Linked DNA regions of Mus musculus: regions 1, 2, 4, 5, 6 and 7 are each linked to region 3. A link is a loop called in an ENCODE intact Hi-C map of the cell type or tissue named here. Cell type or tissue: heart. All regions are shown on one strand. Region 1 holds the start of Zbtb10 (zinc finger and BTB domain containing 10). Region 2 overlaps Pag1 (phosphoprotein associated with glycosphingolipid microdomains 1). Region 3 has its middle 3.0 kb from the start of C030034L19Rik. Region 4 has its middle 21 kb from the start of 4930539M17Rik. Region 5 has its middle 63 kb from the start of Gm33273. Region 6 has its middle 52 kb from the start of Fabp5. Region 7 has its middle 15 kb from the start of 4930539M17Rik.

Evidence for each region. Hi-C counts contacts between places; a loop is a spot of excess contacts. Peaks named below come from ENCODE experiments on the same cell type or tissue, not always from the same donor. Only the 100,000 strongest peaks of a DNase experiment are listed, where the experiment ranks them.
Region 1: a loop joins it to region 3, with 2.3 times the contacts of the local background. A loop is called at or near these places in 3 of 42 quality-filtered maps.
Region 2: it touches region 3 in a loop (7-fold over the local background); 33 of 42 quality-filtered maps call a loop at or near these places.
Region 4: it touches region 3 in a loop (2.8-fold over the local background); 5 of 42 quality-filtered maps call a loop at or near these places.
Region 5: a loop joins it to region 3, with 4 times the contacts of the local background. A loop is called at or near these places in 20 of 42 quality-filtered maps.
Region 6: it touches region 3 in a loop (5-fold over the local background); 17 of 42 quality-filtered maps call a loop at or near these places.
Region 7: it touches region 3 in a loop (2.9-fold over the local background); 9 of 42 quality-filtered maps call a loop at or near these places.

Annotation. Positions count from the first base shown.
Region 1 is chr3:9,247,980-9,251,979 of GRCm38, reverse strand. Zbtb10 (zinc finger and BTB domain containing 10) reads right to left here and starts at 1,413. Exons shown (of 6, transcript NM_177660.3): 1 at 1-1,413. The coding sequence starts at 850. In heart, a CTCF peak has its summit at 2,188; DNase peaks (open chromatin) are centred at 179, 339, 1,709 and 1,949; H3K4me3 peaks cover 2,610 bases; H3K27ac peaks cover 1,777 bases.
Region 2 is chr3:9,702,904-9,706,903 of GRCm38, reverse strand. Pag1 (phosphoprotein associated with glycosphingolipid microdomains 1) reads left to right here. Exons shown (of 9, transcript NM_001195031.1): 4 at 615-821; 5 at 2,149-2,200. The coding sequence starts at 691. Among named protein-coding and RNA genes, the nearest start is that of Gm33169, 42 kb to the right of the region's middle. In heart, no CTCF peak of the experiment used is centred here; a DNase peak (open chromatin) is centred at 1,753; H3K27ac peaks cover 828 bases.
Region 3 is chr3:9,398,026-9,402,025 of GRCm38, reverse strand. No RefSeq gene overlaps it. Among named protein-coding and RNA genes, the nearest start is that of C030034L19Rik, 3.0 kb to the left of the region's middle. In heart, a CTCF peak has its summit at 1,656 (motif pointing left); a DNase peak (open chromatin) is centred at 1,225; H3K27ac peaks cover 1,501 bases.
Region 4 is chr3:9,080,503-9,084,502 of GRCm38, reverse strand. No RefSeq gene overlaps it. Among named protein-coding and RNA genes, the nearest start is that of 4930539M17Rik, 21 kb to the right of the region's middle. In heart, no CTCF peak of the experiment used is centred here; no DNase peak of the experiment used is centred here; H3K27ac peaks cover 619 bases; H3K27me3 peaks cover 83 bases.
Region 5 is chr3:9,946,360-9,950,359 of GRCm38, reverse strand. No RefSeq gene overlaps it. Among named protein-coding and RNA genes, the nearest start is that of Gm33273, 63 kb to the right of the region's middle. In heart, a CTCF peak has its summit at 2,490 (motif pointing right); a DNase peak (open chromatin) is centred at 2,499.
Region 6 is chr3:9,958,956-9,962,955 of GRCm38, reverse strand. No RefSeq gene overlaps it. Among named protein-coding and RNA genes, the nearest start is that of Fabp5, 52 kb to the left of the region's middle. In heart, a CTCF peak has its summit at 2,119; no DNase peak of the experiment used is centred here.
Region 7 is chr3:9,074,676-9,078,675 of GRCm38, reverse strand. No RefSeq gene overlaps it. Among named protein-coding and RNA genes, the nearest start is that of 4930539M17Rik, 15 kb to the right of the region's middle. In heart, a CTCF peak has its summit at 1,788 (motif pointing left); a DNase peak (open chromatin) is centred at 1,775.

The sequences.
Region 1 (4,000 bases), 150 kb after region 3:
CCACCTGGGTAAGGTCCACGCCGCCCCCATCCTCGGGGATCTTTTGGCACCATCCGCAGAACATAAGGCCGGTATCCTTGGAGTACCGCAGCCAAGGGAAGTCCTTGAGCCAAGAGGTCTGGAAGGAGCACTGGAGCTTCTGCAAGAGGGACTTGGGCCTCGCGAGCGGGAAGTGCTGGACAGTCTCTCCTTCGCCAGCTCCCACACCGCTGCCCTCCGCTTCGTCCCCACCATCGCCGCCCGACCGCCTGCTGCTGCTGCAGCTGCCGCCTTCCGCCCCACTGCCATCGCCCGGGCTCGCCCCCTCCTCCTCGGTGCTGTAGCTCAGGGACGCCCCGTCCTGCATCCACTCCTTCCCCTCCAGCGCGTCCAGCTCCGGATCCACGGCCGCCGGCCCTCGCCCATTGAAATGCCTGAGGGGCCACGCCGAGGTCTCCGGGCGGCCGCGGCTGCTGCCATTGTTGCCGAGACCCCCGCCGCCTCCCCCGCGGAAGGCCAGAGTCCGACGGTTCCTTTCCGCTAGCAGGGGGCCCCCCGCGCCGCCGCCCAGCAAGGAGGGGCCGCCCGTGTCCTGAGGGAGCAGCAGCAACTCCTTGACGTCCTCGGCGGCGGCCGCGCCGGCGGCGGCCTCCGAGTCCTGGGGCTCCAGGCCCTCCAATTCCATTTCCTCGTCGGCCCCGCGCCCATTCGGCTGCTGCGGCGCGGGCGGCGCGGGCAGTCGCGGTTGCGGCTGCGGAGGCCAAGAAGAGGCCTCCCCGCCAGCGTTATTGTTCGTGGGGCCGCCGCCGCCGGTGACCAACCCGCCTCCTCGGAACGCCAGCGTCCTGCGGTTCATCTCACTGAACGACATGGCGCGCGCCGCGGTCACCGCCGCCGCCGCCGCCGCCCGGTGCCTCGGCTCGCGCCCGGGCTCCGGCCGCGTCCCGCGCGCTCGCCGCGGCTCCCCCAACGCTTCGCCCCCGCCCCCGCCCCCGGCGCTGCGCTGCGCCGCTCTGCGCTGCGCTCCCGCCGGCCCGGCCTCACCCTCCCGCCGGCTCGCGCTCGCTCCCGGGCCGCCGCACGCGTCTACTGCCGCCGCCGTCCCAGCCGCGTCCTCTCCACCCGCGCCCCGCCGCGCTCCGGGCAGCGTCCCGCGCGGAGCGGTGGGCGGGCAGCGGAGCGGCGAGCCGGGCGCGTGCGGCCTTCGAAGTTGAGGAGGAGTGCGGTTGCCCCTCCGCTGCCCCGCTTCAGCGCTGCGCGCACACACCGGCCCGCCAACAGATCTCCGTCCTCGGGGGGAGTCGTGTCGCCGCCGCCGGCTGCCGAGGCGCGGACGCGAGAGGCGCGCTAAGCCGCCAGGCTCCGCCACATAGCGAGCCGACAATAAAGCCGGCGGAGCGTTTCCGTCCGACCAGGCCCTGGCGGAGGTCGAATGGCAAATGAACAACGGACCGTGCGCCCACAATGCACCGGGGTAGCAGTAACCGCTGGAGGGGGAGAGGGTGGGGGCCGGCCGGGGGAGGGGGCGGGCTGGGCCGGGCTGGGCTGGGCCGGGGGCGCCCGGGGACCGGGAAAGGGGCCGGCCGCTCGGGCCCGCGGGCGGGGGTGCGGCCACGGGAAGGAAGCGGGCGGGGCACGGGCTGGGGTCTCGGGGCGGGGCCGGCTCGGCCAGGACAAACAGCTGGCGGGTGTCAGGGGCCGGCTCGCCGCGGCGCGCCCGTGCGCACGGTCCCCGGCTCTCGCCACGACTTCACCTGGGACTCCAGGAGTAAGTGCGGTGGGAGCGCGCCCGGCCCTGTCATCTGCCGGGGGAGGGGTGGGTGGCCGTGCCCGAGGAAGTGAACTTATTTTGTTCCTGCACAAAAGACTGGACCAGGCGGTGCCTCCCTCGCGAGGACACCTCCTTGGGCTCCTTGTGTACGCCGGGCAGCACCTCTGGCCCCGGGCGACGATCGTTTCGCAGAAAATGCACCGCCCCGAGTGTCTTATTGCTGTGATGAAATGGAAATTTAAATAAAAGGTCGAACACGTGCGTTCAGTGGGAAGTATTGACATGGGTGTTACATCACCAGCAGCCAATCAGATATCTCCAGTCGTGTTTATACTTCTACAACCACCTTGTGAGTATTACAGTATGTCATAGCGTTATAAATATTAGGCAGGGTTTTCCCCATGAACGGGGAGGAGTCAGCTGCTGCGGGCGCCGCGTGCGGCCGCGAAGGGAGTGCAGCTCCGAAGACAGGGTGTGTAGATGAGAATTAATTTTTAGGATTTTGAGAAAAGCTCTTGGCATCGCGTATGGAATTTAGAGTGATTACATCGGTCTAAGCTGGAAATGAACCTCCCTAAGTTATATTAGTTTACTTTTTTGTTTTTGTTTTTCAGAAAGAGGCCTTGCCAATTAAGAACCCTTAAACTCACCCTCCCCATTAACTATGCTCTATTTGGAAAACATTAGCACGTTTACACTCATTAATTCACAAAGTGAGGTCGATTTATCTGTTATTTATTGGGAGCGATTTTTGAAACAGGGTCAAGGCCAGCCTAGTCTACATTTTAGGTCAGCCAGGGATACACACAAAGATCCTGCCTCAGTATCTCGAGTTCTGGTATTACAGGTGTGAACCACCATGTTGCACAAGCTTAATTTAAAAATTCGTATGTTTGAGCCTATTTCAGGCTTTCTTTCCTGTTTTTTTTCCCCCTGCCTTTCTTAATTTTTTGTTTTGTTTTGTTTTGTTTTTGTTTTTCGAGTCAGGGTTTCTCTGTGTAGCCCTGGCTGTCTTGGAACTCACTCTGTAGACCAGGCTGGCCTCGAACTCAGAAATCCACCTGCCTCTGCCTCCCAAGTGCTGGGATTAAAGGCGTGTGCCACCACACCCGGCTAATTTTCTTTCTTTCTTTCTTTCTTTCTTTCTTTCTTTCTTTCTTTCTTTCTTTCTTTCTTTCTTTCTTTTTTTTTTTTTAAGACTATGTAGCCCTAGCTGTCCTGGAACTCACTAGGCAAGAGTGGCTTTGAACCCACAGACATCCACCCACCTGGAGTTTCCCTTTTGGGGTGGGAGTGGAGTGAAGAGAGCAGTTGATAAATGGTGGTCTCTCATCTTTCAAGTTTTAAAATTCAGATTGATGGCTGTTGTGTCTGAGGACTCAAGAGTTAAGTTCCCAGAGCCTGTGTATGGCGACTGCCTGTGTAAGTGTATGGAGGCTCAGAGCCTGTAATAGCAGCAACAGGGGATTTGCTCAGGTACCAGGCACACATGGTGCACAGACAGACATACCTGCAGGAACAATGCCCATGCACACAAGTTTTTAAAGCACATTTTCTCAGTGTTATAAATTAATATTTGCTAACACTTTTTTTTGAGACAGCATTATTATGTAGCCTGCTGGCCTTGAACTCTCCAGCCTGGGTCTGTCACCATGCCCAACTTACCTCAATGGAACTTTTGATTTGTTTATACAGGTCTCACTCTATGTCCCTGGTTGTCCTAGAAAGCACTGTATAGATGAGGCTACCTGTAATTCACAGCAATCCTGCCTTAGTCCAGGCTAGGATTAAAGGTGAGAGCCCCATGCCCAGTTTCCTTAACACTTCTGATTGAACTAAGCCCAAGACGAGTGTTGAGCTGTGTCGATTTAGATTTTTCAAAGCCACTTTGACTTAATTCGCCTTAATTTTGGTACCTGGTGTAATGAAGTTTTGTATATGAAATAAAATTGATGAATTCTAAAGTGAGTTTGAGTTTACTTGTGTAAACTTGTCACCTATGACAACATAATTTCGGTGAGCTGACTGAGGGGACTTCCATGCCACCAAAAGCTTTGACTTGGGGTGTCTTCCTATCATCTACCCGTACTGCCACCTGCCATCAGGTGCCGTAGGCCCTGTACTTGGATAAAGGCCCTCAGAGTGAGTTGGTGAGTTCTGGTTGGTGATTTTTCAGACAGTTCTGTGCCATACACCTTGGAGGAAGAAGGAAAACCTGCCTGCTGTGGCTGCTGTAGTATGGAAAAGTGT
Region 2 (4,000 bases), 300 kb before region 3:
AAAGTTAGGAATTACGTACGCACATACACATGTGTAGCAAACATTTCATACTGCCTTGGCTAAGGCGTATTAACGCAAACAAGCATATTTTGCTTGCTTTGGGGTGCTGGAAGTCTTTATTGACTCCTCATACTAAGATGATAAACTACCCACTGCTTTGGATGCTCTGCTACACACTGGTGCATCCCCAGTCAAATCCCATGTGAGGAAATCAAACATCACAGCACAGACTTGAAGAGAGCCAGCCAGGTTCCAGGCACGCCTACCTTCTGTGAACATCGCCCTGGCGGCTGTGAGGCCTTGCTCCTGACAGGGAGGCTCTGTGTTTCTTATGTGAAGTGCTGCTAGAGACCTTTCAGATTCTGAAATAGAGGTAGCTAACCTGGAGAGAAGACACAGGTGTGAGCGTGGCATTCCTGTGGCTGTCGGAGTCTCCTCGTACACAACCGTAATTTTACATGGTTTCAGCACACATGCATTTCAAGCTTCTGACAGCACCACAGCAGCACTCAGCAATCAGGTCAGGGTTCTTTCTGGTTTGGGATCTTGATATCGGGACTGCTCAGCCTTTCCCGGGAAGGGATTCTGAACGTGTAGTGTCGTTCTCTCTGCAGGAGGATGAAGCCTTCTAGACCCATGTGATCTCCTATGAAGAACTGACCCCACCTGCTGGTCACCCCAGCTCCCACCATGGGCCCTGCAGGAAGCGTACTGAGCAGTGGGCAGATGCAGATGCAGATGGTCCTGTGGGGAAGTCTGGCTGCCGTGGCCATGTTCTTCCTCATCACCTTCCTCGTCCTCCTGTGTTCCACTTGCGACAGGTTAGAACAAACATGCATGTTCTAGAGCCTAAACCTGCTGTTTTCCCTGTGTCCCACGGAGCCTCTTTATTAAGAGCCTCCCTGGCCCACATTCATGGGTTGGTCACAAAGGGCATTCTTCATTCGTCAATTGAAAATGCTTATTGATCTTCCTGGAGGGCAAAGCAAAGAGCCCTTCCTATCTAAATGTCTGGAATGAATTCTGCAATTCTTTGAGCACAGTCTTTGTGTGCTGTCTTTGGCCATGGGCATACTGAAATCTAAGTGTGAGGTACTACATCCTGTTGCCACAGTGGGAAGTCACTGAGGGTGCTCACTATTGCGTGGCCTGGAGAGCTCACATATTAGTAAAACTGTGTGTGATAAACTGCCCTTTAGGAAGACATAGGCTTGTATTTCCTACAAGAGAGGCTCACTGAAAATGGAAGCCTTTTTTCTCTTTTTTTCAGCATTATACTTGTCTCCCTTGGCTCAGGGAGAAGTGAAGTTCTTTGTAACCAAGACGGATGCCCAGAACTGTCAGAGATGATGCAGGGTGCAGCCTTCTGGTCTAGCTGGGAGCCAGTGGGAACCAGCTTAGCCAGCTCCATACTCAACTCTCTCGATTTGGATCCCATTCTAAAATCTGTCAAAAAGAGAAACCCATGCCCTCTGGCCTCTGCAGCCTCTCCTAGTCCCTGCCAAGCAAGGACTCAGGTCTTGAAGGACAGGACAAGCCTAGAGACACTAGACTTGGCTCCCCAAAACTTCAAGAATCTGCTACTGTAATGACTCACTCTCCCGCTAGGTGTCACCCTCTTCTCGCCACAGATAGAAATGTGGTCTTTACAACCAATGGCTTTCTTTAGCCTGTTCTGTGTAAAACACATTCTGTTTTTACTAGGCAGACTTTTCCGTAGACTGGAAGTACCTATGACTCATCCTGAGAGAATGTCACCTCCCTGATGTGCCAAAGTAGTATCTCCCATATTTTCTCTCATCCCTTACGGCACGTGACTTCACAGACTCTTAAGGGAGAAGATGAGGTCATTGTTAGGATTTGCTAAAGAATAAAGGCAGTGTCTGTCATCTGAGTGTTCCAGGCACAGACAGATCCTGCTTGCAGCCCGCTGTCTCCCGTAGTGAACTTGACCCTCTGGGAAGGGGTGTGCCAGAAGCGGGCTCAGCCTTTGCTGTAGGTCAGGACTTTTTCTGATCTAGTTTTATTAACCTGGTTAATAAAACCAGAGAGGCGGAGCTGATAAATGTTAGGCTAGGGAAGTATGGTGTCCACTTCACTTTAAGGGACACATTTGACATCAGAATGGTATTTTCTTCTCCCTTTCAGAGAGAAGAAGCCACGGCAGCATAGCGGGGACCATGAGAACCTGATGAATGTGGTAAGCCTCGGTGTGGCTGTCTGTCTGTCCGAGTACACCTCTCCAGGCATGGCGCTACTGGCTTTCGACACAACTGAAGCTGGCATGGGGACGTAAATGGATATTAGCTGTGGCTTTCTGTATACTGTATGTACGGCTGGGAGCCTGGCTTGACCAGTGTTCAGGGTAGCTTCTGCAGAGATGTCTTCATGCCCCTCCTGGTCTGGGAGGGCTGTCACAAGGAACAACTAGACAATTCATCTAAGATTTCTTGTCTCTCTGCTCTGGAGAGCAGAGTCCAGCATTCAGTGTTGTCACACGAGCCCCTTCCAGAGCTAGATCTGTTCCCAAACTCAGCTCCTTAGTGCACACCCACCTAGTCCTTGCTGTCACCTTCCCTCTCTGAATGTATGTCTTGAAGCCAAGATAGCAACTGTACCTCTCTGACTTCAGTCCTAACTAGTGCCATCTGAAATAGCCCTGCTTTCAGATGAGGTTAGGCTGTGGCACTAGGGACTGAGATTTTGGCATGCATTTGGGTGGCGCTGCAGCCATTCATCGGGGCCTGGAGCCCACAGCATAGCTTGGCCTTGGTGCGTTATCGGATCGTCAGCATTTGATGGGATCCTGAGAGACCCAGCAGTCTCAAGGAGAGAGCTGTCCACCTGGGTGGTGACCTTTTGTTGTGCCCTTAAGTGGCAGCAGCCTCAGCAGCTGTGTCTGCAGGGCTGGGTTGAGCTCCCGCTGGGCCCCAGGGCAGGTCTAGGAGAGAGGGCGCTTCCTGCTCCCAGCCAGGAAGCACATATGCATTTAAACTCTGGGGGGCCTGGGCTGTTTGCACCCAGCAAGCATGTTCAGAGCACATGCGTGAGGTACCAGGCTGCCTGAACCCCCACTTCCCAGTGTGCCTGTAGCCCAAGCAGACAGGAAGCTCCTCCTGGACCCCAGCCAGGGCTCTCTTCCTTTGTCTGAGACCACCCATCACAGCCACCCCGGACCTCAGCATCTCTCCTGCCCTGACTGATGTTCTCCTGCTATTTTCACCTCTTATCTTGTCTCACTCCTTGTTCCCAGTGTCTCTATGCTCCCCAGTGCTTGCACAGGGTAGGGGAGGAATGGGGGGTGGACAGATAGGCCCTGTCTTTCTTCAGAGCCCACCTTCCTCAGTCAGGTGGACAGGAGGTTGTGGCTGAACTCAACTCGAGCCTCACTTCCTCCTAGTGCTCTCAGGAATGGCGAGACCTGGCAGCTCAACCTGAGTACTGTATGAAGCCAGTGTTCAGGGGTGGGACCAAGCTTTGCCGGTCACTCTGATATGGGCATCCACATGAACGCCGGTCATTCTCGATCTTTCATCCCCGTTATTCTGCCTGAGGACAGCAGCCTTTGCGGGCAGGGAGAGTGCCGCCTCTTCATTCTCTTCCCCACATAGGATCTCCTCCACACACCTCCAGGACAGACTGTATCCACAGGATGCCTGCTGACAGTGCCAGTGAGGCCTGCACACAGCTGCCCACTGAGCTCCTGACTTCCCTAGACCACTCCCAGTTTGCTGACTTGTTTCTCATGGGGGCTAAGATGGGAAAGAGCAGTTCAGACAGAGATTATAGAAGCTTGGCAGTGGCGTGCTATGCAGGAAGCCTTCCCTTGGTCCCCCTCTCTGTCCCCTAAGGACACTGTTTCTCCAATATGAGCATCTCAGGGTCCTGGCAAAGCACAAACACTTCAAGTCACTTTATAGCAGCAGATGCGAGCAGTATTGGCCCAAAGAGCAGACTTCCCGGACACTGGCGCACTGCTGCACTTCAAGGGCTACTTATT
Region 3 (4,000 bases):
AACTGACCGGTCCAAGGGTCCAGAAGGACAGTGAAAGGAGCGGGGCCGTTTAGTTAGACACCCACTGCTGTGACAAATGACTGAGAAAAGCTACTTAGAGCCCAAGAGATTTCCTTTGTAGCATGATTTCAGAGGGTTCAGCCTGGGCCCCACTGCCTCCTGGCCTGTGGTAAGGCAGCAGGATGGGGTAGACGAGGAGGGTCAGATTATCTGACTGCAGCCTGTAGGGTGACACTGCCTTCACTTATGTATTGTCCCGTGTAGCAGGCCCTGTGGCAGACACAGCCAGAAGCAGGCTTTACTGGGGCATCTTTTAGTCCAGTCAAGATTACCCATCAGGCCAGGCAGTGGTGCATACCTTTAATCCCAGGAAGAGGCAGGTGGAGCAGAGCTAGATGCCAGCCTGTCTACACGATGAGTTCTAAGACAGCCAGGAGTACCTGGAGAAACCCTGTCTTACCTGTCTCAAAACAAAACAAACAAGACTTAAACATCACCGGGGACAACTTACAGACCAAAACCGTGAGAGCATTTGAAGCTCAGAAAACATTAGCTGATATCCAGTATGCTCTTTCCAGTTCTCATTTCTCTGCAGCAAAATAAACAAATAAACAAGCCAATAAACATCCAAATCAATATTTTACAACATAATAGCTCCCCTTTCCTTCTCTGTTTTGTGTCAGAGCAGCCTGACACCCATAGAAACCCCGGTTAGGGTCCCTGGAATGAAGCCATGTTTCTCTGAGAAAATTAAATGGAAAAAGCTAAGCAATGAGACAGAAAGATTCCCAGGATGCGATATTGCACATGTATGTACACACACACAAAGACACACAGACACACCAAAGTATGCACAATGTCCATGTATGTGAATATATATACCAAGGATAGACATGGCTATAGGTCAGGCTTCTGCCTGAGTTCTGAAGAGCAAACAGGAAGTCTTGGCTCTGTCTTCACCTGGAGGCAGCCCCAAGTGTGTTTATCACATGACATCACGTGCCAACTTGTAGTGTTTGCTTACCACAAGCGTGTGCTGCTTCTTTTCCTAATTGTAAACACAGGAGAGAAAAGTTAAACCCCACCACCAGGAAGCAGCTACCTGGCCTGAGGATAAAAGAAGTTACCGTTGACTTATTGAGGATCTGGGCCGATGCCCAGCCCCCTCCAGCCAGGACTGCCCCACGGGTGTGACAGTGATTCTCCTGGCCCCTGGAGAACTGAAACCCCTCTCTGCCTCCCTCAAGCCTACAGTTGGCTCTGGCTCTGGTCTTTTTCTAGCATATGGAATGCAGCCAAATTGGGATGTTTCCCAGGAAGGGCAAACAGCGCTTTGGAGATTGAATTAGAACAACTGAGCTTTTTTTTGGTGAGCCAATGGGCTCTATCCAGGCTATAAAGTGCCATGTAACAACTCTGAGTTCCTTTGCTTCTTCTTATATCTTAAAAGCTATAAAACAAACATTTTTTTAAAAAATCTCAAGATGCACTGCATAAAGAACTATTTATGCCCTGTAGGAACAAGGCATGCTCAGGTTCCCTCTCTGAAACTGTATGGATGGAAGGAAACTCTTTCTACTAACCACATTGTTGATACAATAAATGAAGCATATATAATTTCTATGAGTGATGTTTGTTATCAAACCTTTGTCAAATACTGCCCTCTGGTGGACCACTCAATTTTATTTTCTGCTAATTTTCTTTTTCTTTTTCTTTTCTTTTTTTTTTTTTTTTTAAGTCAGGGTTCAGTTATCTCAGGCTGGTCTCTCTGCAGAGTTAAGGACAACCTTGAACTCCTGACCACCTGCCCTTCACCTCCAAAATGCTGACATTACAGAGATGCACCACCGCCTTTCTATGACCTAGGGCTTCACAGATGCTAAGCAAGCACTTTATCGGATGAGGTATATCCCCAGGCCTGATATAGATTTTTTTAAAACACGAGTTGGGGACTGACAGACAACTTGGAGGTTAAGGACATTCTGCTCTTCCAGAGGGCCTTGGTGCCCACTTTGCACAGCTCACAATTCCCAAACTAGGGAATTCTATACCTTTTTTAAGCCCTCACTGGCATCTACATATGAAGCCTGTGTATACACATAAAACAAAAATACCAGCCGGGGGTGGGGGGGTGGGGGGCACCTTTTATCCCAGCACCCTGGAGGCAGAGGCAGGCAGAGCTCTGAGTTTGAGGCCAGCCTGGCCTACAGAGCAAGTGTCCAGACAGTCAGGGGAACACAGAAAAACCCTATCTTGGGGGGCCAGGGGTGGGGTTGGAGTTGTCAGACTAAGGCTGAAAGATTAAGTCTTGTGTTTTGGAAGTAAATAAACCTACATATAAGTTTTCAGATCAAAGATTCAGCATCCAGTGCTTTCTGGTTACTTTTTACATAAAACTGTGACATTTTACTCTTCCTTTAATATTTTAAATAACTGTCTCACTGGAACTTGTACATGAAGCACTTTCAAGGCAAACAAGTTAACTTCACAAACATTACCATATATTTTTTTCAAATTTCATAGAAGTTACTCCTGCAAGTATTTGGACAGGCACATTCAATTTAAAATCATTTCCCTGGCCCATGAGATGGATTGTCAGATAAAGGAGCCCGGTGGCCTGAGTCTGATGCCCAGGGCTTGCGTGGTGGATGGAGGGAAGCACTGTTGTCCTCTGACCTTCACATGTGCACACGCCCTGCCCCACCCCACCTCACACAAAATAAATGCTTTTTAAAAAGCTTAAATAATTTCCTACTTAACTGCTTTGAAACAGCTTACAACATAAGGGCATCTTAGCAGGACAGAAGCCTGAGGCCTGGATTCCAGAGCTTGGCTCTAGACAGTTCCCAACCTTGGGCCAAGATCTCTTTGGGGTCACAAATCAGACATCCTGTATATCCTATATTTACATCATGATTTGTCACTATCAGAACTAGAGTTGTGAAATAGCATCCAAAAGACTTTATGGTTGGGGTCACACCCTGAGGAGCTGAATTGGAGGGTCACAGCAAGGGAGGCTGCGAGTCTAGACATACAGGCCGCTGCTTTGAGACTCACTTGGGCCGCTTTGCCTGTCTACCTAGAAGTCATTCATCACTTGGTGTGATGTAACTGGTGAGCCCCCAAGTTTTCCAAGCTTTAAAATATGCTTTCCGGCCAGCTCAGTTTGGGGTTACAGGAGACTTGGTTTTTCTCCCTAGGAAGAGCAGGATGTTCTACCCAGAGCTTCATGGGGTGAATCTGAACCCCATCTTCCTTATGTCCTGTGAATGGGGACCTTGAATACACAGGAAGGCCCAGGCACCTCTGTCTTTAGCTCCACTTCCCATTCAGAGCCTCACAGCATTGCCCCGGTGCTCATTCAAAGACAGGGAGGAGAAAAGGACGTCCTTAGCAGGCTCTGCTCTCCTGTCCAGGACACAATGCCCCTGGGGGACTGCCTCTGTGTGCCCCTGGGGGACTGCCTCTGTGCACTGACAGAGGTGGGTGAGGAAATGGATCTTTCCTTCCAGAGCAGGCCACACCCTCCCCAGGCATGCCCTCCTGGTCCCTGGGGACGCTTCTTCCCCCTTGCAGGGTACAGTCATGATGACTAAGTGACAGACATGGTAATACAACTAAGCTCAGCCAGCTTCCCAAGGTGACATTGACAAGCTTGTGACTAGCTCTGTCTCATGCTCCGCGCACTGGTCTATACCTCCTGCCTTCCACGGTTACAATGACCAAAGCATAAGTGTGTCCCCAAGAAGACTTTTGCTGGTTTTGTCTGAATGGAGGTCTAGTAGTCCATGCTAGCCTGGAACTCACTGTAGGAGGAACTGTGACTCAGGAATGGGATCACAGGCCAGAGTCACCAAGCAGGCTCTCTAAACTCACCTTGTGGAAGAGGCATGATTTTAACACCCAGGAGGGAGGGAGGAACAGTTCGGAGGAGAGAATTAAAACCTTGAGAAAGGTTCCTCCAAGCGTTGCTCCCAGGCTGCCCTGCCCACCCTTTCTT
Region 4 (4,000 bases), 320 kb after region 3:
GTGACAAGCTGCGGCGGATCAGGGATTGGCTGTTGAATGACTAAATGACTGCATCTCAGAGGCCACATCTGCTGAATGGTGATCCTGCTGATGGAACTGAGGGGCTGTGACATCAGGCCCTTGACATTCACAGTCTCCTGTGAGAGACCTGACTGCCTCACAACCTCAGAATAAGTCCCACTTCTGTAGATAAGACAACATGGAAACTTAGGGGTCAGTGCTGAGAACCACGGGGCTAACAATGAGCAGAGCTGGAATTTACGTTTCGTTTCTGCATATCTATAGTCTGGAAGCACTCACAAGCTTGTCAGAATCCTCTCTAACACAGATGCAAAGAACAGGACTTTACTCCCTAGTGCCAATTTAGATATGCCAGCAGATCCAAGACCATTGCCTATTGGCAACTATCCCCCTCCCTCTTCCCCCTCCTCCTTCCCCTCCCCTCCCACTCTCCTTTTCTCTTTTCTTTTCTCTTTCCTCTTTTTTCTTTTCTCTTCTCTTCTCTTCTTTTCTTTTTCTTTTCTTTCTTTCTTTTTTTTTTTTTTTGAGACAGGGTCTCACTATGTGGCCCTAGCTGGCCTAGAACTAGCTGTATAGACCAGGCTGGCCTCTGTATCACAGAGATCTACCTGCCTTTGCCTCTCTAGTGATGAGATTAAAGATGTGCACTACCACCCAGGGCTATTTATTGGATTTTTGTGGTAGGGTCCCATATGATTTAGGTGGGCCTGAAACTCACTGTGTAGTTGATGACTCCCTGCCTCCACCTTGTAAGCGCGCTACAGAGCTGGGGACAGGGTCTCTCTGACGTAGCTTAGGCTAGACTTAAATCCTAGGGCCTCCTTCCTCACCTCAGCCTCCGGAGTGCTGGGATCTCGGGTTCATGCTTGCCTAACAGAATACAAATATCGTTATACTGTACTGCACAGGAGATCACAACCAGCAAAACGTTTGCATGTGCTCAATATAGAAGCCATTTTCCAACTAACCCACTCCACCTGTGTCTGGCTAAACTGGAGATATGGAGTGCCCACGAACCTGCTGCCAGCACGACCTCCAGACATTAGCTAGTCCTTGCAGGACAGTGGTGTTCGTTCCCATAAATGGGGCTATAAGACTGGGTGGTGCTGGCGTACACCTGTGAACTCATCACTTGGGAGACAGAGACAGAAAGATCTCTGTGAGTTTAAAGCCACCTTGGTCTACAGAGCAAGTTCCAGGACAGCAGAGCTACATGAAGAAGCTCTGTCTCGGAAAAACCAAAGCAAAACGAGGTGTGAGACATCCCTCATGAATGGGATAGATTGAAGATTGCTGCCTGGGGATGCCGGCTCACTCCTGTACTTCCATCGCTGGGAAGCCTGTTTTATTTTGTTTTGTTTTTTAGAGACAGGGTTTCTCTGTATAGCCTTGGCTGTCCTGGAACTCACTTTGTGTAGACCAGACTGGCCTTGAACTCAGAAATCCGCCTGCCTCTGCCTCCCAAGTGCTGGGATTAAAGGCGTGCGCCACCACGCCCGGCTTCATCGCTGGAAAGTCTGAAGCAGCAGGGTCCACATACAACCTGGGCTACAGAGTAAGCCCAGGCTTACCCAGAATACATAGCAAAATGCCATTTCAAAAATAAGATAACTTAACAAGACTAGAATAATATTACTGCCGTGAACATAAAAGGCTTCCTCTTTCATGTTACAAAATGGTGGGGGAAGATAAAAATGGCACAGAAGATTTCAACAAAACTTTCTCAGTTTGTTTGAGTTTTGCTTAGAATGCAAGAAGGAAGGAACTCTGAGTTGTTGGGGTTTGTTGTTGTTGTTGTTGTTGTTTCGTGACTTTAAAAAACATTTTTTTTTAAAATGGAGTTTCTCTTTTTAGTCCTGGCTGTCCTGAAACTCACTCTGTAGACCAGGCTGGCTTCTCAAACTCGACAGTTTTTCCTGCCTCTGCCTCCCAAGTGCCACACCCAGTTGCGTATTTGAGAGCCATTAACCCGAAAGACCGGAGAGGAAGTCGTCCCCGCCCCCCGCCCCCCCCCCCCCCCCACTTCTCCCGCTCTGCAGCAGAACTGCTCTGTGAGCCTGCTCTCTTTCTGCTTGTAAATCCACTTTATCTGCTGACTTGGAGCCACAGGACAGGGAAATGGCGTCTAAAAGTGACTTGGAATTCTGGGGACATTCTTGGCTGAGACACCCAATCACAGGATCAGCCAGCCCCGGGCCAGATTGTGAAAGAAGCTACGTGTCTCAGGGCGCCTCCATTCCTGAACCCCCACCTGCCCTTTCAACATCTGCTTCCGCCCCAGGCACCAACAGTCACGAGATTCCTAAAGTCACCTTTCCCAGCACACTGAAGTCAGGCTTACAAAGGTAAGAGACTTGCCAAAAGTGGGCTCAGCCCTGCTTTGAAAGTCTTTATGGAATAGTCAGAGAGAGACAGGGAATTACTGAGACGCCAGAGAGGGTGTCTCTAAAATGCCTTCAAAGGAAAGGCCATGCCAGACGTGGTTGTGTTTGCCTGTTATCCCAGCACCTGGGGCACAGGAGAATCAGGAGCCCAGGTCAGTCTCAGCTACATAGCTACTCTGAGGTCAGCCTACGCTACATGAGACCCTGCCAGAGCAATACAGAGGGATGGAGAAAGAACGGAAGGGACGGGAAAAGGAAAGAGAGAAGACCAGGGGACATTTTCAGTGTCTCAGCACCTCTGTATGACACAACTAGCCTCCATCTTCTTCAAAATCAAGTACTCCAACTGGGTGCTTTGCAGGCACCATACACAAATGTATGGAAGGAACAAAGGACAGGCAGGGTGAGACTCACTGAGAATGGACCCATGAAGAAACAGACAAAGTTCCTCCCTCTCCTTTTCTCCATTTCTGCTTACATGATGGACGTGGGAGAGAGACGAGGGTGTCTAGGAGAACCCGTCAAGTTTTATATTACACTACATTGTAGTTTATATTATAAAGGGTCAATAAATATTTTTTAAATAAACAGAAAGCAGGTAAATGAATCAGGAACTCATAACAGCCATTGCAACTTGAGGTGGATGCAGCCTTAGGATGCCCACTGAGCAGAGATGCTGAAGGAGCCTCCGCGGGTCACGGGAAGGGGACCGAGGCAGCTGGGCATTCCAAGTCAGGACCCCCAAGCTCTAGGGATGGCATCAGGTGGTTTTTTGTCAGTTTGCATTTACTGTTCTTTCCCTGGTGTTGACTGTATTTTATTTATTTCTATTTGGTAATTTACTTACCTTTGAAGTGTCCTATCCACTGCCACCTCTTCCAGGATATTTTATGTCTTAAGTAGGTGGGCCACTGCTACTCCTGTTACACTCCCACAATGTTCAATCCCGACCTTACTAGAAGCCCTTAGTACTGTCCCTTGACGTCGGGCAGCGCTTAGGATGTAACCACCACGTGCCTGCTGCACGCTAGGCAAGTGCTCTGCCGCTAAGCTGCATCCCTATTCTCCATCCAAGAGAGCTGTCTTTACCCCTAGGAGTAGCAAATTGTAATAGGTTAAATGCCTGGGTCTCAGGCCATCAGCTAAGTTTAGAAGGCTCACTATGAGGGGTGCAGTTTCCTTGTTCCTTCATCGTCTCCTTCAAAATAAGATTTTAAATTGTAGTGACAGTAGATTTCTTTTTTAAGGCGGAATCCCCATGTGTAGCCCTGGCTGACCTGGTACTCATTATGTAGACCAAGATGGCCTCAAGTTTATAGTGAGCCTCGGGCCTTTGCTCCCATGATGCGGAGCTTATGGGTGTGCACCATAATGACCGACCCAACTCCCAACATCCTGATCATCCTACGGGAAGGGGCATCTTGCTCGAGTGTAGTCAACAAATATTTCTCAGTCAGGAAAGGAATGAGTTGGCCACCAACAGTTCAGGTGCTTGCATGGAAACTATTTTGGATCAGGGCCCCCCCTGAGCTGCCTAGATCTCACCTCAGGGGAGGCTGCTTCTCGACTTGACCTCATCTGAACCAAAAAATGCT
Region 5 (4,000 bases), 550 kb before region 3:
AGACTATGCCGGGGCCTAGCAAACACAGAAGTAGATGCTCACAGTCAGCTAATGGATGGATCACAGGGCTCCCAATGGAGGAGCTAGAGAAAGTACCCAAGAAGCTAAAGGGATCTGCAACCCTATAGGTGGAACAACATTATGAACTAACCAGTACCCCGGAGCTCTTGACTCTAGCTGCATATATATCAAAAGATGGCCTAGTCGGCCATCACTGGAAAGAGAGGCCCATTGGACACGCAAACTTTATATGCCCCAGAACAGGGGAACGCCAGGGCCAAAAAGGGGGAGTGGGCGGGTAGGGGAGTGGGGGTGGGTGGGTATGGGGGACTTTTGGTATAGCATTGGAAATGTAAATGAGCTAAATACCTAATAAAAAATGGAAAAAAAAAAGAATGGATGCTGTAGGCAGTTGTGATACACATCTGTAATCCTGGCACTCAGAGGTGGAGGCAGGGGCATTGTTTTGAGCTCCAGGCCAGCCTAGGCTGTAAAGGGAAACTTTGTCTCAAAAAAAAAAAGAAAGAAAAAAGAAAGAAAGAAAGAAAGAAAGAAAGAAAGAAAGAAAGAAAGAAAGAAAGAAAGAAAGAAAGAGAGGGGGGCAGGGAGGGAGGGAGGGAGGTAGAGAGAGAGAGAGAGAGAGAGAGAGAGAGAGAGAGAGAGAGAGAGAGAAAGAAAGAAAGAAAGAAAGAAAGAAAGAAAGAAAGAAAGAAAGAAAGGAGAGATAAGTATCTTGTTATTCTCAGAGTAAATATCCATCAAGATATGTAAGATTTAAAAATTTAATGTATAAGTGAATAAATTCACGACCATAGAAATTATTGTTTCTGGAGAAAGATATAAAGTTAGATAGAACATATCGACTATGAGTAATTTCACTTTAAAACGAGATGATTTGCAGCACAGACCAGACTGGGTGGCGCATTGGCCTCATCGCCAGGCCCTTCTTCATAGCTACGGGATCTTCTGGGCCAAGTTCACAAAGGCGACCTAGAGCCACTGAAAGCCGAAAGCCATTCTCTTATGACCATTCAGATGGCAAGACACTGTGTTTATTATACCATTCCCCATATAAAACATAGCGTTGGGTCATTCTGATGAGGTGGCAAGAGATGTTGTACCCTGGGTTGGAAAGCAGGTATTTCTAGCTGAAAGAAAGGCTCATGGCCAAAGATGTGCTCTGTGGATATATAATCATGCCACCGCACTCAGCAAAGTCTGAGTAGTGGTGCAATGGGGGAAATTTTAGCAATACTTCAGATGTAGAGGAACTGGGGATAAAACTTATGTAATCCCTGTAGCCCCAAACACCTAGACAACAAAAGACAAGTGTGGGGGTACAGGGCTGCTCAGAAGCAGCTATTGTGAGCATGCAAGTCCAGCGAGGCTTAAAAATATGTCAAACTTCAATATCACTTGAGAAGGGGAAGTGGCTTCTTTATGTTTTAGTAATCTTTAGGTGTTTCTTAATGACTATTATTATTATTATTATTATTATTATTATTATTATTATTATAGCATTACTTTTAGGTATCAAATCTACCAATTCAACCTACCAGGCCAGTTTAGTCTGGCCTTCTCATGATGCACTGTGGCAGGATGGTTGCAAATGCAAGGCCTGGTTCAGCTACATGTGAGGTCCTGTCTCTAAAATCATTTTTCCCTCTCAGCTTTGATGAGACCTGTGTTGTGTGAAGTCTTTGTGTCAGGCATTGTGATGATAGAGTATATGAGGGTAACACTCAATGTCTCATGACAGGCATTTCACACTCCGGGTCTGCATCAGCCTGCATCCCACCCAATCCTCACCGACAGCCTGACCATGTCAAATGCTCTAACACACAGCACAGAAAAGGACTATGCAGGATTGAAGTCTGCTTGACAGCACTGGAGAAGTGTGTACAGGAAGCCGACACCTAGCTGGATATAAAGACTGAGGTTCTGTAAGTGGGAGAAAGAAGGCGCACACTAGCATGCACATATCGAGTGTTCTGCTGGGATGGAGTCGCTCTCTATGAGGTGGGGAACAGCTTGGCTTGAGGCAAGTGTCACGGAGATCATGCATGTGTTGGCGCTGTGCATAGAGAGCCTAAATAAACTTGATTTTCATCCAAGCATTCAGTATTATAGACATCATTTATTAAAAATCATTCATATTTTCATAACTTGATTTCTCATGCCTCAGCCAAAGACGTGCATTTTGAGAATAAAAATTATAAATATAATCACATCACTGTCAGGAAATCTGCTAAGTGTTTCCCATGTGTGAAGCACAGGTGCCTCATGAGAACCATGCAATAGCTCCTTATCGTCATTATACAGTTCAGCTAGCCGACATGGAGCAATATTCTATAGCTTCTCCAAAGTCACATGTGTGAGGAGGTGAAACAAATTCCACAATGTTAAGTGCAGACTTAATTCTCACCCTGTGGGCAGGCCAAGCCAGGGAGTGCCTCAACTACTTGTAGTTAATCAACTGTGCCACTAGATGGCAGAACCAGTCCAATTTGGAGAGCGCTCTGCCTGGGTGTGGCCGTGGCACTTAGCAATGGCTAGAAATGGCTGTCACTTTCAAGTTTAGTAGATCCGAGTCTGAAATAATATCCTTCCTAAGTAATTAAATTTTGCATAGAAATGTTTTTATTTGAAGTCAAGCCTTACACACATTCAAAGTAATTGTCCATGAAAGAAAATTGAAGGGATCCATATTTGGATCGCCATTTCGCCCTTCACAGGGAGAGTTGTAATCCTAGCGAAGAAAACAAAAGATATCTCTGGTCTCTAGTGGCCACAGCACTCTCCACTCCATCTGCTCCAGTAAATCTGGGATGGTTTGCCTTGGGGCGTGTCTTCTTGGGGGTCTTGACTTTGACCACGCCTCTTATCGTGTTGGATCTGCAGATACTGTACTTATATTAGACTAAATAGGTACAAATATCTTACAGGAAGACACACAGCTGTGCAGGGCCTGATTTTGCCCTGTTGTCTTGTGATTCAGTTCTTCAAGTGAGTTAAGGTAAATCTCACCAAACTTTGCTCTAATATCACAGATCTACATCTCATTCACAGCACTGATGCCTAAAATTTCTCTGCTAGAATTATCTTCCACCTTGCTAGCTAGTTGTTCCCATCAACCTGAACAAGCTAGTGTCGTTTTGGAAGAGGGAACCTCAACTGAGAAAATGTCCCGACCAGATTAGCCTGAGGTACGTTTTCTTGATTGATGATCGATGCGAGAGAGCCCAGCTAACTATGAGTAGTGCCAGCGCTGGCCTGGCGGTCCTGGGTGCTACAAGAAAGCAGGCTGAGCAAGTCATACGGAGCAAGCCAGTAAGCAACACCACTCCACAGTTTGTGCATCAGCTCTGGTCTCCAAGTTCCTGGCCTGACTTCCCGCAACAATGGAGTGACTTCAGAAGTAAAAGATGAAATAAATCCTTTCCAACCCAATTTATTCATGGTCATGTTCTATCACAGCAATAGAAATCCAAGCCACCCATCCTACTGAATGCCACAGATACTCTACAGGACTACTTCCAGTAGCCCTGGCTAAGACATGGCTCTAACCAAATTGCTACACAGTGGGGCCTTTGTGAAAATGGAAAGTTCACGACAGGGACACAGTGGCAACATGCATCAGGCTGAGTCACGTCGAGTTCAGGTCACAACATAGCCACAGGAACCATGAGAATCCTTGGCTAAGCGTTTCTTTTCCTCAGAAAGACTGTGACTCTGCACTCTCTCCCGCCCCAGGCCAACTCCCCAGCCTTGGTTAACAGAACAACAGCAGCAAGGACAACAACAAAAAATCCCAAGCAGAAAACAAGCTATCAGTGAATACAAAGAGGAACTTGTAATTGCAAAAAATATAAAAATGTGACATGAGAAGCATTCAGAGCCTCGTTGAATAAAGAGTAGCGTTTGTCACCCATTGTCAAGGCTCTGTCTTAAGATTTTGTTGACTGTACTCTGATGTCATGCTAATGTATGTAAAAGAATA
Region 6 (4,000 bases), 560 kb before region 3:
GCACAACTGGTTGTTATCATGTAGAAGAATGCGAATCGATCCATACTTATCTCCTTGTACTAAGGTCAAATCTAAGTGGATCAAGGAACTTCACATAAAACCAGAAACACTGAAACTTATAGAGGAGAAAGTGGGGAAAAGCCTTGAAGATATGGGCACAGGGAAAAAAATTCCTGAACAGAACAGCAATGGCTTGTGCTGTAAGATCGAGAATTGACAAATGGGACCTAATGAAACTCCAAAGTTTCTGCAAGGCAAAAGACACCGTCAATAAGACAAAAAGACCACCAACAGATTGGGAAAGGATCTTTACCTATCCTAAATCAGATAGGGGACTAATATCCAACATATATAAAGAACTCAAGAAGGTGGACTTCAGAAAATCAAATAACCCCATTAAAAAATGGGGCTCAGAACTGAACAAAGAATTCTCACCTGAGGAATACCGAATGGCAGAGAAGCACCTGAAAAAATGTTCAGCATCCTTAATCATCAGGGAAATGCAAATCAAAACAACCCTGAGATTCCACCTCACACCAGTCAGAATGGCTAAGATCAAAAATTCAGGTGACAGCAGATGTTGGTGTGGATGTGGAGAAAGAGGAACACTCCTCCATTGTTGGTGGGATTGCAGGCTTGTACAACCACTCTGGAAATCAGTCTGGCGGTTCCTCAGAAAATTGGACATAGTATTACCGGAGGATCCCACAATACCTCTCCTGGGCATATATCCAGAAGATGTCCCAACCGGTAAGAAAGACACATGCTCCACTATGTTCATAGCAGCCTTATTTATAATAGCCAGAAGCTGGAAAGAACCCAGATGCCCCTCAACAGAGGAATGGATACAGAAAATGTGGTACATCTACACAATGGAGTACTACTCAGCTATTAAAAATAATGAATTTATGAAATTCCTAGCCAAATGGATGGACCTGGAGGGCATCATCCTGAGCGAGGTAACACATTCACAAAGGAACTCACACAATATGTGCTCACTGATAAGTGGATATTAGCCCAAAACCTAGGATACCCAAGATATAAGATACAATTTCCTAAACACATGAAACTCAAGAAAAATGAAGACTGAAGTGTGGACACTATGCCCCTCCTTAGAAGTGGGAACAAAACACCCATGAAAGGAGTTACAGAGACAAAGTTTGGAGCTGAGATGAAAGGATGGACCATGTAGAGACTGCCATATCCAGGGATCCACCCCATAATCAGCATCCAAACGCTGACACCATTGCATACACTAACAAGATTTTATCGAAAGGACCCAGATGTAGCTGTCTCTTGTGAGACTATGCCGGGGCCTAGCAAACACAGAAGTAGATGCTCACAGTCAGCTAATGGATGGATCACAGGGCTCCCAATGGAGGAGCTAGAGAAAGTAGCCAAGGAGCTAAAGGGATCTGCAACCCTATAGGTGGAACAACATTATGAACTAACCAGTACCCCGGAGCTCTTGTCTCTAGCTGCATATGTATTAAAAGATGGCCTAGTCGGCCATCAATGGAAAGAGAGGCCCATTGGACACGCAAACTTTATATGCCCCAGTACAGGGGAACGCCAGGGCCAAAAAGGGTGAGTGGGTGGGTAGGGGAGTGGGGGTGGGTGGCTATGGGGGACTTTTGGTATAGCATTGGAAATGTAAATGAGCTAAATACCTAATAAAAAATGGAAAAGAAAAAGAGAGAGAGAGAGAGAGAGAGAGCAGAATTTGAAGAGACTTAGATCCTTAGTAGAAAGCTGAGCAGGCAGAAGAGCTGTTACCTGGCAGCTGCATATACACATCCTACTTCTGCTAAAGTCAACTGAGACTGTATCCTCCTCTTCCTCCCAGTCTAAAAAAAGCTCTGAATCACTACTATGATTGTTGACATCTTTAAACAAGCAGTCTTCTGCTCCCCTTTATTTAGTCAAAACCCTCAAGAAGTTACTTTCCAGAACTGATTAAGACCTCACTCAAGCACCCACTTTAGAGGAGAGCTTTTCAAGGAGAGCTTGGGCATCAGATTTGTAAACTTGCAGCAGGAGCCCTGCTCCACCTCGGAATGAGCTGCTAGCAAGCTTGCAAGTGTTAAGAACTAAGCGCTTCAGCGCTCCAGTGCGGCTATGGCTGCTATTGCAGGCCTGGGCGAGGTAATGGCAGATTAGAGTTCTAGAGGAAAGAAAACGCCATTGTTTTGTTTTGTTTTGATGTGTTTCTTGTACAGCCCTGCCTGTCCTGGAACATGCTCGTTCTATAGACCAAGGGTCCTCTAGGTCCTCCTGCTTCTGCATTCCAAATTCGAGGACTAAAGGCATGTGATTTTATTTCCTTCATAGAGAACAGAAACCATTGTGGAATTGAACCACAGGGGTGATTTCTTATTTCTCCTGAGCCACTGATATCAGAGGGTGACGCGATCACTATTTCGCGAGTGGATGAGTGCTACCTACCCAAAGGCCCTCATCATAAAGCTGGAGTCACTAGCTTTCCAAGAGAACCGATTAGGAAACTGTAATCGCACCCATGCTTGATCCATAGACTTGGCAAGTACAGCAAAGAGAACACACAGAAGAAAATAATTTGGATTTTCCAAAATGTGGGCCCCTTTCCATATGGCCCGTGTGGAGCAGCAGATGGCCAGAGCGGCGTGCAGTGAGAGCTGACGGCCAGCAGGCAGTCCCGGCGTGCTTTGGTTGAAGCCTGCCATGAGGCGAGGTTTCCAATCAATTAGACCAAAAGAAAGTGGCGATTTCTGTGTTTATGATTCTTTGGTTTGTGTGTTTCAAAAAGGGAAATTAAAAAGCAAGAGGACAGACGCGGGGGAAAGGTAGGGTAAGTTCTTGAGATGGCTGCTGGTGCCAGAAGCCTGAGCCAAGAGCTCCGCAAGCTGTGTGTGTGCGTGTGTGTGTGTGTGTGTGTGTGTGTGTGTGTGTGTGTGTGCGCGCGCACTCGCGCACATGTGTGTGCGTGCATGTGTGTGTGTCTGTGCGTGTGCATGTGTATGTGTGCACTTGCGTGTGTGGGTGTGTGTGGGTGTGCATGCGTGCGTGCCTGTGTGTGTGTGTCTGTGCGTGTGCACGTGTATATGTGCGATTGCATGTATGCATGCGTGTTTGTGTGTGTGTGCGCACACGCGTGCATGTGTGAGTCTGTGTGTGTGTGTGTGTGTGTGTGTGTGTGTGTGTGTGTATGTGTGTGCGTAGGTAGGTAGACACATGTTGTACATGGATACACATGCTCTGGCTACCCTAGTACTTTCTGTATTATTAACCCAGGCTGAGCTCGGCACCAAGCAGTCGTCTTGACTGTCTCCCACATGCTGGGATTGCAAGCATGAGCCACTATATCCCAGAAATACAGTGATTTTTTTTTCAGCAAAACTGAAATTCCTTAGTAAGTAAAGAAGAGTCTCATTCTAGAGAGTTCCCTTTCCGGGTCCTCATCGGTTGCCAGTGCAGCGAGGGGCTGCCCTGTTCCGTGGCTGTCAGGTTTCTCTGTGTTGCACTCATGCCTTGGGTTCCTCGTGTAAACAGAGACCCTGTTCCCAGCTCTTGTTGGTACCCAGCAGCCGCCTCTCTCACCCGAGTCCTTCATGTCCAGACGAACTTCAGGCTTCCACCCCACCCCATCCTCCTCCTTTACCCACGTGCCGTGAAAAGCCTTCCTCCCCACTGTAGGGCTTCCAAGAAGTCTTTGTTTCAGGACACAGTCTGTGTGCCTTATCAGTTATAATCACTTCATTCTGGCCTTAGTGATCTTTCTTGATTCCAAGGATTTTATGAGGAAATGTTCAGTGTTTCTGCATCCCAAACATTTTCACCTGCAACCGCCAGGCTCTTCACATCAAAGAAAACCCTGCCACCTAAAGCTAAACCATCCCAGTTTTAAGGAAGAACGCCATTACCCAGGACCAAGCAGAGACAGAAGCCTCCCTGTGGAATATTCTGGCTGATGGGAAGGTTATCAGTCTCCTTGCTGAAACTTACCCATTTTTGTTAAGAATTT
Region 7 (4,000 bases), 320 kb after region 3:
AAGAAGTCAGATGGCTGAGGAAAGTAATATAGTTTGTACCTTAGGACCCTTCTTATTCTGCCAAGTACCAGGCCAGGAAGAGCCAAACCTGCCCAGGAACCTCTAGAATGGGCAGTTGTTGGGGTCTCTTGGTTTTGTTTGTTTGGTTGGTTTGGTTTTGGTTTTTTGTTTTTTACCAATACAGAGCATGGTTTGTAAAGGAGCAGCCTCCTTCATCCCCCTGAGGGAAGGCAGGCTGGATGGGACTCAACAGACCCCTGGGGGCCAGGAGCAGTACCACAGTGCGGCTAGGTGTTTATTGGAGGTTACACAAGTCCCTAACACCCACGGGCTTTCCATGCACACCTTTGGCTTGGGCTGAATCCCAATCATAAAAATATAACAATTAAAAATAGAAAAACAAATACAGCTAATACCACTCTTCTAAAAATACAAGCAGATCTTTTGGTGTTCTCTCTCTCTCTCTCTCCCCACCCCCACCCCTGTGTATGTGTGTGTGTGTGTGTGCGCGCGCGCGCGCGCACACACACGCACACACGCACACATACTCCTGTGATTGCTTCACTTACAATGTGGAGAACAGCACTGCCCAACTCAAGGGGCTGGACCAGCAAACAACTCCCTTGTTAAATGGACAGATAAGCAAAGGAAAGGAACCCAGGTATTTGACCACTGAACTACACTCCTTTGTCCTTACTGTAATTTTTTAATCAAAGATTTGTTCTGTTTTCTGAGTTAGTCTCTTGTGAGCTGACATTTGAAATCCTCCCAGCCTCTTCCTCTTCATTGCTGAAATAGGTGTGGTCCACCACAGCTGGCTATATTAAAAGAATTTTGAGGGCATAATGATAACAGGCACCTAGGCAGCTGAGGCAGGATGATCACCACAAGTCTGAGGTTAGCATGTTTTAGGCCACCAAGGGACTACATAGTGAGACACTGTCTACACACACACACACACACACACACACACACACACACACGAGACAGCCCTCTGTAAGGGTGCTTACTGCTATTCTTCCAGGAGACCTGAAATTGGTTCCCAGCATCCACACTGGATGCTGACAGCAGCCTGTAATTCTACTTCCAGGGATTCCATCCTCTGGCACCCACACACCCGTTGTATACAGTCACACATACACATAAAGTAAAATCTAAAAATAAAATTAAAAAAGACAAGGTTTTTTTTGACACAGTTTTAAAAAAAAGATTCTAACATGTCTCTTACAGAGTCAAGCAGGACCTAGCAATGTATTAGATAGTGTGTATTTATTTAATAAACTCTGTTGCCATAGTCTAGAAGCTAGAATGTATCTAGTCCTTGAAGCACGTGTGGGTTGCTTTCTTGCCTCCCCATTTTACAGAAGACGACTTAGGATGCTGAGATGTGAAGAAGCTCTGCCAATGAACCCACGTTTCAGAACATGGCTCCCACCCTGTGCCCAACCCATCTTCTTCCCTTTGCTAAGAAATATGGTGACCCATGGTCAAAGCTTGGAGAAGTATTGCGTGAATGGAGTTTCAAATGACAATCAAAGTTAGACTTCAAAATACATAAACTAGCATTCCTTCCCTCACCTGATTATTTTAGGAGAAGCGTCAAGACATCTTCCACAAATTCAATGGAGTAGAGCATTGGTTAAAGTGCTAACAGAGGTAAGAAATGGATGCTGTGCATGGAAAGGGGAAGGCAGGCTGTCAGGCAGCCAGCGTGGTCACACTGCCTCCAGTGACTTACCTGGAATACGGATGGTGTTCTGGCAGAGAGTGCCCCCTACTGAGCAACTGTCAGAACTGCTCCAGAACTGGGCCTTGGACCCAAAGCTAAGTTCTCATCCATACCCTCTGGTGGTAGTCCCTCAGGATGCCTTCTTGGAGAGTAGTGAAGAATCTAGGAAAGATCTTAGCTACAACAGGACCCAGGTGAATGGCACAGCCTGGTCCAACTTACTTCCATAAAACCCTCTGTTGCTGAGCCTATGTCACATGCCTCACATAGGCATCCATTTCATCTTTATTCATCCGGTAAGACTTTACTGACCCATTTCTCCATGCAGGCGTGCCCCTGGACAATGGAAGAAATGACCCGACCAAAGGCAGTCATCCAGGCTCCTGCTCCTAGGAGGAGGAGAAGGAGGAACACTTACAGAAAGTAAACAAGTATTTGAAGGATTTCAGACAGTGATAAATGCTAGGAAGAAAGCCCAGGGGGAAACGGGACATCATTTGAAGCTATCAACGACCTGGGAAGAGAGTCCACTTCCCCTCTGCAGACTCCAAGAAGAGTCGGGCCTGGAGTCGGTTGATGTCAACTGCAGCTGTGAGTGGTCAGTCAGCTGGTTTGTTTTTCTTTTTTGTTTTGGTTTTTCAAGACAGAATTTCTCTGTAGCCCTGGCTGTCCTGGAACTCACTCTGTAGACCAGGCTGGCCTCGAACTCAGAAATCCACCTGTCTCTGCCTCCCAAGTGCTGGGATTAAAGGCGTGCGCCACCACTGCCCGGCCAGTCAGCTACGGATGGGATGGAACTGGGTGAATGAGTGGGTCCTGACTATGAAACCCAGGGCTTCACGCACACAAAGCAAGTGTTCTTCTACCGAGCTGCATTCCGAAGCCACTAGTAAGGATTTGGTTTTCTTCCTTTCTGATCCGAAGCCTATCTCTTGCCGCTACCTGACGCTGCCCAGGAGGCCAGAGGGGCAGTGCTCACACAGACACAAACATATACACACATAACTAAAAATAATAAAACAAATCCTCAACAGACAAAGGCTAGTACTGAAAAATGCGTAATTGTGGAGCTTGGTCCCCACCACCGATAGATACATTAATGACACACTCGAGCATGTAAGTATCTCTACATACACACACACACACACACACACACACACACACATATGAAAAATAAAAACAGGGATGCATTTGAAAGACACCGACCTGTGGGGTTGAGGGGAGGAAGGGAAAGGAGACACTGATTACAGTAAGTAACTCTAACTTAAGGAGACTACCATTAGTATACCATAGCATAAGTATTATAATTCTGATTAATTTTTAAAAATTAAATATTTTGAAATCATTATAGAAGGAAAACCTCTTATGTTTTAAGAGTTGTTTTCTCCAACTGGTAAGAAAGACACATGCTCCACTATGTTCATAGCAGCCTTATTTATAATAGCCAGAAGCTGGAAAGAACCCAGATGCCCCTCAACAGTGGAATGGATACAGAAAATGTGGTACATCTACACAATGGAGTACTACTCAGCTATTAAAAAGAATGAATTTATGAAATTCCTAGGCAAATGGATGGACCTGGAGGGCATCATCCTGAGTGAGGTAACCCAATCACAAAAGAACTCAAATAATATGTACTCACTGATAAGTGGATATTAGCCCAGAAACTTAGAATACCCAAGATATAAGATACAATTTATGAAACACATGAAACTCAAGAACGAAGACCAACGTGTGGACACTTTGCCCCTTCTTAGAATTGGGAACAAAACACCCATGGAAGGAGTTACAGAGACAAAGTTTGGAGCTGAGACAAAAGGATGGACCATCTAGAGACTGTCATATCCAGGGATCCATCCCATAATCAACCTCTAAACACTGACACCATTGCATACACTAGCAAGATTTTGCTGACAGGACACTGATATAGCTGTCTCTTGTGAGACTATGCCAGGGCCTAGCAAACACAGAAGTGGATGCTCACAGTCAGCTATTGGATGGGTCACACGGCCCCCAATGGAGGAGCTAGAGAAAGTACCCAAGGAGCTAAAGGGTTCTGCAGCCCTATAGGTGGAACAACAATATGAACTAACCAGTACCCCGGAGCTCTTGTCTCTAGCTACATATGTATCAAAAGATGGCCTAGTTGGCCATCAGTGGAAAGAGAGGCCCATTGGTCATGCAAACTTTATATGCCTCAGTACAGGGGAACGCCAGGGCCAAGAAGTGGGAGTGGGTGGGTAGGGGAGTGGGGGGGAGTAATGAGGGACT